2 separate regions of the Homo sapiens genome follow, and region 1 is linked to region 2. A link is an interaction called in ENCODE POLR2A ChIA-PET data of the cell type or tissue named here. Cell type or tissue: MCF 10A. All regions are shown on one strand. Each heading gives the region's core, and the rest is flanking DNA. Links, peaks and the distances in the headings are about the cores only. Region 1 has its middle 250 kb from the start of RUNX1. Region 2 has its middle 190 kb from the start of RUNX1.

The links. ChIA-PET counts read pairs that join two places held together with the same protein. Peaks named below come from ENCODE experiments on the same cell type or tissue, not always from the same donor. Only the 100,000 strongest peaks of a DNase experiment are listed, where the experiment ranks them.
Region 1: POLR2A ChIA-PET joins it to region 2 with 5 read pairs; 3 of 35 experiments call an interaction of 5 or more read pairs at or near these places.

Annotation. Positions count from the first base shown.
Region 1 is chr21:35,292,919-35,297,320 of GRCh38, reverse strand. No RefSeq gene overlaps it. Among named protein-coding and RNA genes, the nearest start is that of RUNX1, 250 kb to the right of the region's middle. In MCF 10A, for the core only: no CTCF peak of the experiment used is centred there; no DNase peak of the experiment used is centred there.
Region 2 is chr21:35,242,018-35,246,419 of GRCh38, reverse strand. No RefSeq gene overlaps it. Among named protein-coding and RNA genes, the nearest start is that of RUNX1, 190 kb to the right of the region's middle. In MCF 10A, for the core only: no CTCF peak of the experiment used is centred there; a DNase peak (open chromatin) is centred at 1,719.

The DNA of each region.
Region 1 (4,402 bases), core at 128-4,127, 51 kb before region 2:
GTGTGGCAGAGGGGGTGGGGTGGGGTGGGGCTAATAAGAGCTAAAGTCCTCTGTCTGGACCCAAGGAGCATGAAAGGGACAACATGGATGGGGTGCAGGAAAACATGTGACCCACAACTGTTGCAGCAGAAGCGGGAGATGGAGGGAACCAGAGAAGACCTGGTACCTTGATCGTCTGCTCCAGGGCCCCCATCCCACCCTATCCCTATCCTTCCTGTATTAGTTCGTTCTCATGCCGCTATAAGGATATACCCAAGACTGGTTAATGAAGGAAAAATGTTTAATGGACTCACAGTTCCACATGGCTGGAGAGGCCTCACAATCATGGCGGAAGGCAAAGGAGGAGCAAAGCCATGTCTTACATGGTGGCAGGCAAGAGAGCGTGTGCAGGGGAACTGCCTTTTATAAAACCATCAGATCTCATGAGACTTATTCACTATCACGAGAACAGCGCAGGAACAACCTGCCCCCATGATTCAATTACCTCCCACGGGGTTCTTCCATGACACATGGGGATTGTGGGAGCTACAATTCAAGATGAGATTTGGGTGGGAACACAGCCAAACCGTATCACCTCCAAACCAAAAGAGTCTGAAAACCTCTTGGGGACTGGTCTGTTCTACTTTACACAAGTCACAGAAAAGGCACTGGAGCTCATCTCTGGATCTTCAGTGACTGGGGGACTCCAGTTGGCACCAGAGTTGAACACAAAAAAAATGAATGTATGCACTTAGTTTTCAGCAAAATAAAATGACCATCTGCACCTGCAGAAGCTGCAGAAGCCGTGTTCAAATATGGGAACAGGCCTCCTGACACGTCCATATGGTTGGGGTTTGTCAACCATGAAGTTTATGCGATCCTATCTACTAGATCCCAGAGACTAGCTAAAAGAAATGGGTGTACTCATGACAATTTCTAGCAGTCTGCAGGTTAACACTACAGGCTAGCAAAGTTCTTTGCTTGAAACACCTGGTGTATTAGAGTTCTCCCAAAGAAGCAGAACCAATAGGACATATGTACAGATACCTAGATGTGTGAGTGTATCTATAGGTGTGTGTGTGTGTTGGTGTGTGTGTTTGTGTGTGTGTATATATGTGTAAAATACATATATGAAAGGAGATTTGAGGAATTGGTTCATGTGATTATGGAGGCTGAGAAGACCCACGATCTGCTGTCAAGAAGCTGGGGACCAAGGAAGGCTGTTGGTTTAATTTAGTCCAAGTCTCAGGACTTGAGAGGCAGGGATGCTGATGGTATAAATTTCAGTCCAAGAGCTGGAGAAGATGAGGTGAGATGTACCAGCTCAAGCAGGCAGGAAGTAGAAGAATGAATTCCTCCTCCCTCTGCCTTTTGTTTCATTCAGTCTCTCAGTGGGTTGGGTGATGCCCACCCATCCTGGGGAGGGAATTCTAATTTACTGAGTCCATTGGTTCAAATACGAATCTTACCCTGAAACGCCCGCACAGACACACCCTGAAATCACGTTTCATTTGAGCTTCCTGTGGCTCATCTAGTTGACACACAAAACTAACACACCTGATAAAATAGTGGCACTCTCAAAAAACTAAGGTTGTTTGATGCTCAACTAGGCAAGTAAAGCAATAAAGGACCTGCAGTGAGGATGTGGTGGGAGTTCCTAGACCCTCAGCAATGTGCGTTTTTTTCTGAAGTGCCTTGTGGCTGTCGGGTCGCTGGTTCCCCTTAAGTAGCCCAGTGGAGGTGAGAGGTTCCCCTTAGAGCAGTGTAGTTGAGATTTGAGCTTTGGTATGAAATAGACCTATCTTCTGTCACTTCTTAGCTTTGTAACACTGTAATGCTAATCTTTCCAAGCTTCAAGATCACCTTCTGTAAAATGGAAAGTAAAATACTACCTTGTTAGGGTTGTTGAGGTGACCGAGGAGAAAGCATGTGTGCTTAAGATGATGTCTGGCATATTAAAGGTATTTCTGAAATGTTGGTTATAATTATTAGCATCAGCTGCAAATAAAAGCATGTGGGGTGGTGGATAAACATTTCACAGCACACATCTGTCCCCAGACAAGAAGTACTATTCTGCAGCCAGGACTTAATGCCATTCACTTGTGTTTTGCTTGTTTGTTTGTTTCCTTGATAGGTTTTCACCAAACTAATGGAGAAGGCCAGTGGGGAGTTTCCAGATGTGTCACTCAAAAGACAAAAAGCTCCATTACTGTCCTCACTTTCTTCTTATTAAAATCATGCTCACCTTCTCCAAGCCAATCAGTTCTCTTTATAGTCACTGTCACTCCATCTCAGCTGATGAGGGATGAAAACAGTTTGGGTTTGGTTGGATAAATGGAAACTGTGGGGCAGCAGCTCCCTCCTTTCTGAAGCTGTTTTCCCCTTGCTCATTGGCTCTGATAAGGAGATATAAACATAATGAGATGCCAGGTTGGGAGAGAGTGAAAGACAATGGAACCCACGTTCAAAACAAAGCTAGACGCCCTGTGTCGATAGCAGGGCTCAGGGCCAGTGTCTGGCAACATGACAGTAAAGGCTTAAAAAAAACACAACACAGATTTTAAAAACAGAGCTTCAGCTGTTTTACCACCACACAGTAATTGGCCACAGGGAAACTTGCTACTGGCACCTGGCCGTGGAGGTAATTATCCTTCTTCTCCCAGGAGCATAATAACTGCATTGTTTGACTGGTGAGTCGTGCAGGGGTGCAATCTGAAAGTGAGAGAAGGCCGACTGAGAGCATGAAAAGAAGGAAAGGTGTGGCCTTTGATGTGTTTCCAGGCCTGGGTCGGGGACCTGAACTGTGAGAAATAAGCATGTCAGAGATCTTTGTCTTCTCACCTGTGAAGACACTTTTAACATTGCAAATCCCCGCCTTTATCTGCACAGAACCCATTAAATCAACTCGGCACAGCTGTCATCAGCTGAGGCCCGAAATCAAAGCTCAAACTTGGGTTTGACTTTATTGACACGCCTCACTAGCAAAAGCGAGATCGGATAACTTTAGGCTGAGATAATTCAGGTAGATCCGGGGGTTGTGTGTTGTTTCTTACCATGGCTTATCAGACGTTTTCCAGACAAGCTCTTCTGGCGCAAGTGAAACAATACTGAACATTTTTTTGATGCAGAGGATGCCAAGCAAGTTATGCTCAAAGGCCTGAGTTCCAAGAAGCAGCAGCGTTCATTCACCCATCTGTCCCACACACATTCCCTAGGTGTTGATCCTTGCTGGGACAGGGGAGTGTTGAAGATGACCTAAAAGTGGGCTTGAATGTCAAGGAATGCATTGTCTAGTCTGGCATCTCATATATACAATAATATAGCCATGGTAGAAATAGTGCATGCCATAAAATAAATAGAAGTTAGATGTGAAGGAACTATGAAAGAGACTTGATTTTTTTTTCTTGGAGAAGATCGGACAAGGCACGATAAAGGAGGAACCAGTAGAAATGGACCTTAAAAAACGGGATGGGGTTTGAAATTCTGACGAAGAGGTAAATGTCATTAAAGGTAAAGATATGCAACGTTTTTATCTGTGTTTTTTTCTTATATTATAATTCAGGTTTATTTGTATTGTAATAGTACATTCTAAATTCTGAGTGTGGAATTCAGGAAGGCTTCATATTTAGAGGACAGGAAAACATTTCTTTTTCATGTATCCACTTGGGCCTTAGTGTTTATAGTCATAAAACATAATCAACATTTACGATTATTTTTAAATTTTAAAAGTCTTACTTATTAGGTTCTTAGCCCTTTAGTTACCAAACACTGCATTTGATATTGAGAGATGAACAGAATATGTAAATATAGCAGAAAACTTCACAAGAAATTAATAGGAGTCTAAAAAATCCAGGTGTTATTTTTGATACTCTTCAAAATTAGGTGGAGAAGGAGAAAGTTCCATTTTCTAGGAGTTTATTTTCACTTCCAATTTACTTTTGAGTTATTTGTTATATCCCCTACTCCACGTGTTACACAATATTCTAAATCGATTTTCTCACTGAATAGAGTCTACTTATCAGATAGGTTTAAGTGTATGCTGATTAAGTGTAAAAACTAGAGTGCCCTGCCTGTGTCACAAAAAGTCCATATTATTTTTGTCTTAATTGTTTTGTGTTCACATACAATTAAGTTCAATAGACGTCGGTGTACTGATTAATAGTCTCTTTAAAGTCACTATAATGTAGTTTCAAAATTGGTTCTGTTATTCAAATGCAAACTTTTATGCTCAATCATTGTGTATTAAATATACCACTCTGGTTTCTTCTCTTTCAACTACTTACCCTGAACAGGTGGAGGAAACAAAGCTCAAATGCTACCTTTTTGGTGACCAAGTGGTTACACAAATAAATAATATGAGTAACATCTGGTGAATATGATGGTACAATAAATATGGAAGTCAAATGATCACATTTAACAGATC
Region 2 (4,402 bases), core at 155-4,154:
GCAGGGAAGATGTTTAATCAGGTGCAGTCGCGAGCACCGGATCTCCATGCTCCAAGAATATTCTTTAGGATTTTCATATTTAATTGAATTTCCATTTAAAAGCATTTCGAACACTTAAAACTCTGTAATAAATGGGAACACTCAGATATGTTACCTACTGAATTTTGCTACACTTGTTATGATTTTATTCTGTGACATTCATTGGTTTGGAGCTGACCTCAGACTCAGACTGAAGTATTTCCCCTCATCTTGATTTAATGATAAAGGGTCTTGACATTTCAAGGCTGATTTTTTTTAAATGATGAAAAAAATTATCTAAATATGGCTATCTCTGCAGTGACTCAAGAATTGTTTTTTATATTGTGCAACTAAAAAACGTCACCATAAAATGAAATAAATAATAATATTAGCAAGCACACATGAGCTACTTATTACATGCCAGGTACTGTCAAAATGTTGCAAATATTTTCCTCAAGTACTAATATCATTTTGTGTAAACTTCACAGTCATCCTATAAGGAAGGTACCATTTTCCAGATCAGGCAACTGAGGTATGAGGAGGTTAAGTGGTTCCCTGAGGTCAAATTGCTGATAAATGGCAAAGACCATGAAGTTCCACTCTGTGCCTTGAACCACAACGCTGCCAAGGTTTAGTTACAATTCTGATCCCAGGATATCATATCAGCCTGTACCGCTCTCACAAAGTGACCTTGTGATAAGTAAATATTATTGTTTAGGACTGGAGGAAGGTCAGAAAGTATGCTTGTTTACTCTGCCTCATTCAGTGAGAGGCAAGAACAGAAGTCAGACCTATGGAGGTGAAAATGTAGCTTCATTCTTTACTGATGGACAAAAGCGAGATTGGAAGAGGCTGTGGAGGCTTAGATAACAATAATGGTTTCTTAATAACCCCAGAATTAGAATTACCTACTCATCAGAGAAGGCACGGGCAGCCAGGGGCAGGTCTTCCCTGTTGGACTCAGCTGATGAGAAATTAGAGCCTGAAGAATAAAGAAAGGATGAGGCCAGCCATGCCCATTCTCCAACTCTCCCAACTGATCTGGAAGCAGTGAGAAGAGACACTCAGAGCAGAGCCCAAGGGACATCTGGACATCTGTCCATGTTCAAACAAGTGGGGGGGGAAGAAGAGTCCTCCAAGCAACAATAAACTGGAACTTATTAAATACAGTGTGGTCATAAAACACCACATAGGTCTAGTAGATATCAGAGTTCTAGTATATAATATACTTCATCAGCATATGATCTATGGATAGCGTATTCTTACCATCTGCTTAGATCTGGTGTATATCAAAGTTCTAGTAACATTTTTGTTTGAAAGAAAGGAACATGGTTTCATTGCCAAACATGTTTCTTAGCCATTCCTCTGAAAAGATGCAAATAAGTTATCCTTTTTCAACATCCCTTTTCAAAATGTTCAACTTGTTGCCATTTCCAAAGGATCACTTAGAAATTTTGAGACAGGCTTGTTCTGTTCACGAAATATAACTACACTCGTTGATTTAAGGCACACTCTCTAAAGTTTTTCTACCTGTGTGCTTCCAGCCCATAGTATTTTATCTCTGTTCCAGGGCCAAGCAGTAACTGATAAATATTTATGTTCTCAATAAATATTGGAATTACAAATGACTGATGAGGAGGCTTGCCTTGTGCCAGAAAATTACGTAAGACAAAGACTGTGTTTTCCCACTCTTTGAGACTGAGCGACCAGCAGTGGTTGTGAAACTCAGCGGCCTATTAGAGTCACTCAGGCTGCTTTTTAATTAGTGAGGAAGTCTGGGGCCCAGCCCAGACTCACCTCATCCAAATCCCTGGAGGTAGGACCTATGCATCCTTTATTTTACATGCTCCTAAAAAATCACAGGAAATGAAGTAAATAAGGACAGAAGATATTAAGGAAAAATTGTTTTATAAAAAAGTTTCTATATTTAAAAGAAAAATCATCAAAATTAAAACAGTCTAAAGCAGTTATCAAAAAGCCTCTGTGCTCTTGAGGCGACAAAAGGAAACAAAAGTTACGCCCCAGGGGCTGTGCCAGAGACAGAGCCTCCTGGGTTGGTCCAGACTTGTCAGTTCCTGAGAAGGTCCAAGCTTGGGTTGTTTGCCTGCTGGAAGAGGACCCCTGTCAAGTGCAAGTCAGAAAAGGGCATCTGCAGCTGATTCCCCTGCCAGGCCACCCATTGGTGAAGCCCTATGTGAGCCAGTCATCCATGTTCCTCTCTAAAACGCCTGTCACCCACAAGCATCTATCAACAGTTATTGGATACACAGTTTTGTCCGAGGGACGGTGTGAACAAACAGCAACCTCTGTCAGTCACATGTACATCATGAAGAGAGGATTCCAGAGTGCAAGATGCTGAGTAGCAGGGATTCCAAGATGCGGTCCTGCTTCTTCCCTTCCAGAACTCAATATAGTAAATGATTCTATCGAACTGGAGGGAAAAAATATATGGGCTTGAGAAGAGACTACTTACAAAGCATGTAGTGAATTGCTGATATGACATCAAGAGAGAAAGGAATGTTTTATTAATGAAAATTTTTCCATCACTACCGTGTATAAATTACCAATTAGCAGAAAATTAGAATACAATGCAATTATTTGATGGGCATCGTTTAATTTTTTGATGAATCAGAAGGTACATGTGCTTCTAAGCCAACAGTAAGGCAGTCATCAGTGTTGCAGCAGTGAATTTCTGACAAGCTTATTTGTTATTTAGCAGATCAATCTAATTAATCTATTAAGCTAATTAACAGACTGGCAGAGTACACTTTATCAGCATATGATCTGTAGTTTGCATATTCTCACCATGTATTATTGAATATATTGCATAAAATATTTGAAAGCAATGCATCCACTAATAACGCAAGCCCTACCTGCAGTAAAGTATGATAGGGTAAGGAATGATCCTCAAATGAACCGAGCAAATACTGGGAGGAGATGGAGAAGGAAGAGGGAAGTTTACAGATTCACAGGGGAACATTCTCCTGATACTGATCTTATTTTCTATGTCCCAAATGCCAGTCTTTTAATGACTCACTCGTCCCCTGAGCAAACCAAGAACAAGTTTTTTGGGTTAGATGATTGGCACATTGGGGATGAGCCTGCTGACAATATGTAGAAAGACGGAAAGTGTCCTCAGATTTGGGGGACATTATTTGTTACTCACATGAGTGTAAAGGTTTGACACATCTTCCCCCATTCCAAAGTAAAACAGCCAAAACCTTTTGTATCAATGGGGTGGAAATACACCCTGAGTCAGATAATCATGGTGTGTTGTTGTAACAAGTAGCACACCCAGGCTAAACCTGGTAAGATGGGGGTTACCCACAGGTTTTTGCCTGATCTGGGAACTAGAATTGATATTCCTCAAACTGGAAATAACTTTACTGTTTTTTCAGGGAGTAAAAATGATAGTATGACTTATAAAATCCCAAATGATATATAAATATATAGAGAAAAAAATTTCCTGACACATTGTTACTTAGAGATGAGTGCTGTTTAAAATGTGGTAAATATCTGTGCAGACGCTTCTCTGCACATCTGTAATTTTATATAAGTGGACTCATTCGTTTATTAACTCACTCTGTTACTTTAAAATATTATGGTTATGTTTCTATGTCAATGTGTACATGTTTTTGCCATAATTTTTTATAACTTCCTAGGATTTCATTTTCTGGCTATACCAAACTTTTAACTATTCCTCAAATAAGTTTAACACTTATTGTCAATTTCTCAATGTTATTAACAATGTTTCAGTGACCATTCTTATATATATGTTATATCTTTGTGATGTATCAGCTTTTGACTTTAGTATCAATTCTTACAAGTGGAATTGCTGGGCCAAGGCCATATACATTTTTAAGGCTTTGGTTCCTATTGTCACTTGCCCTCCTCCAGAAAGGTCATCCCAATTTACTCTTCCACCAGCTGTATTTGACGAAATCGAAAACATTATTTCTAATAATTAGGCAGAGTCCACCTTACTCGGGTACTATCTTAATAAACTGTGAAGCATTGGTTAATACCAGTCTTTATGAAATAACAAAATGTTTGGTTGAGAATGGCTGAATTTGAACTCTGGGATGAGGTCTGCATATCCCTCAGCATATCTGAGGAGCATAAAGGCCCAGGGGTCAGGTTCCAATGTGTCCTCACTGAGAAGCCGAGCTTCTCTCTATCAGTCTGGCCGAGAGAAGAGCTTCAGGTCACCTTGGATCCCTCTCGTGGTTCCACTTGGTTCTTGCCTTCTCCATCCTGAGGTACCAGTTCTTGACCCTGGTCCGTATTTCTGGTCCCGTGTGGTTCCCATCTTTCTGTGTGAACCACAGGAGAGCCTCTGTATCCCGCATCTCTGTCTCGCTAGGCTGAACTCTCCTTGCTGATC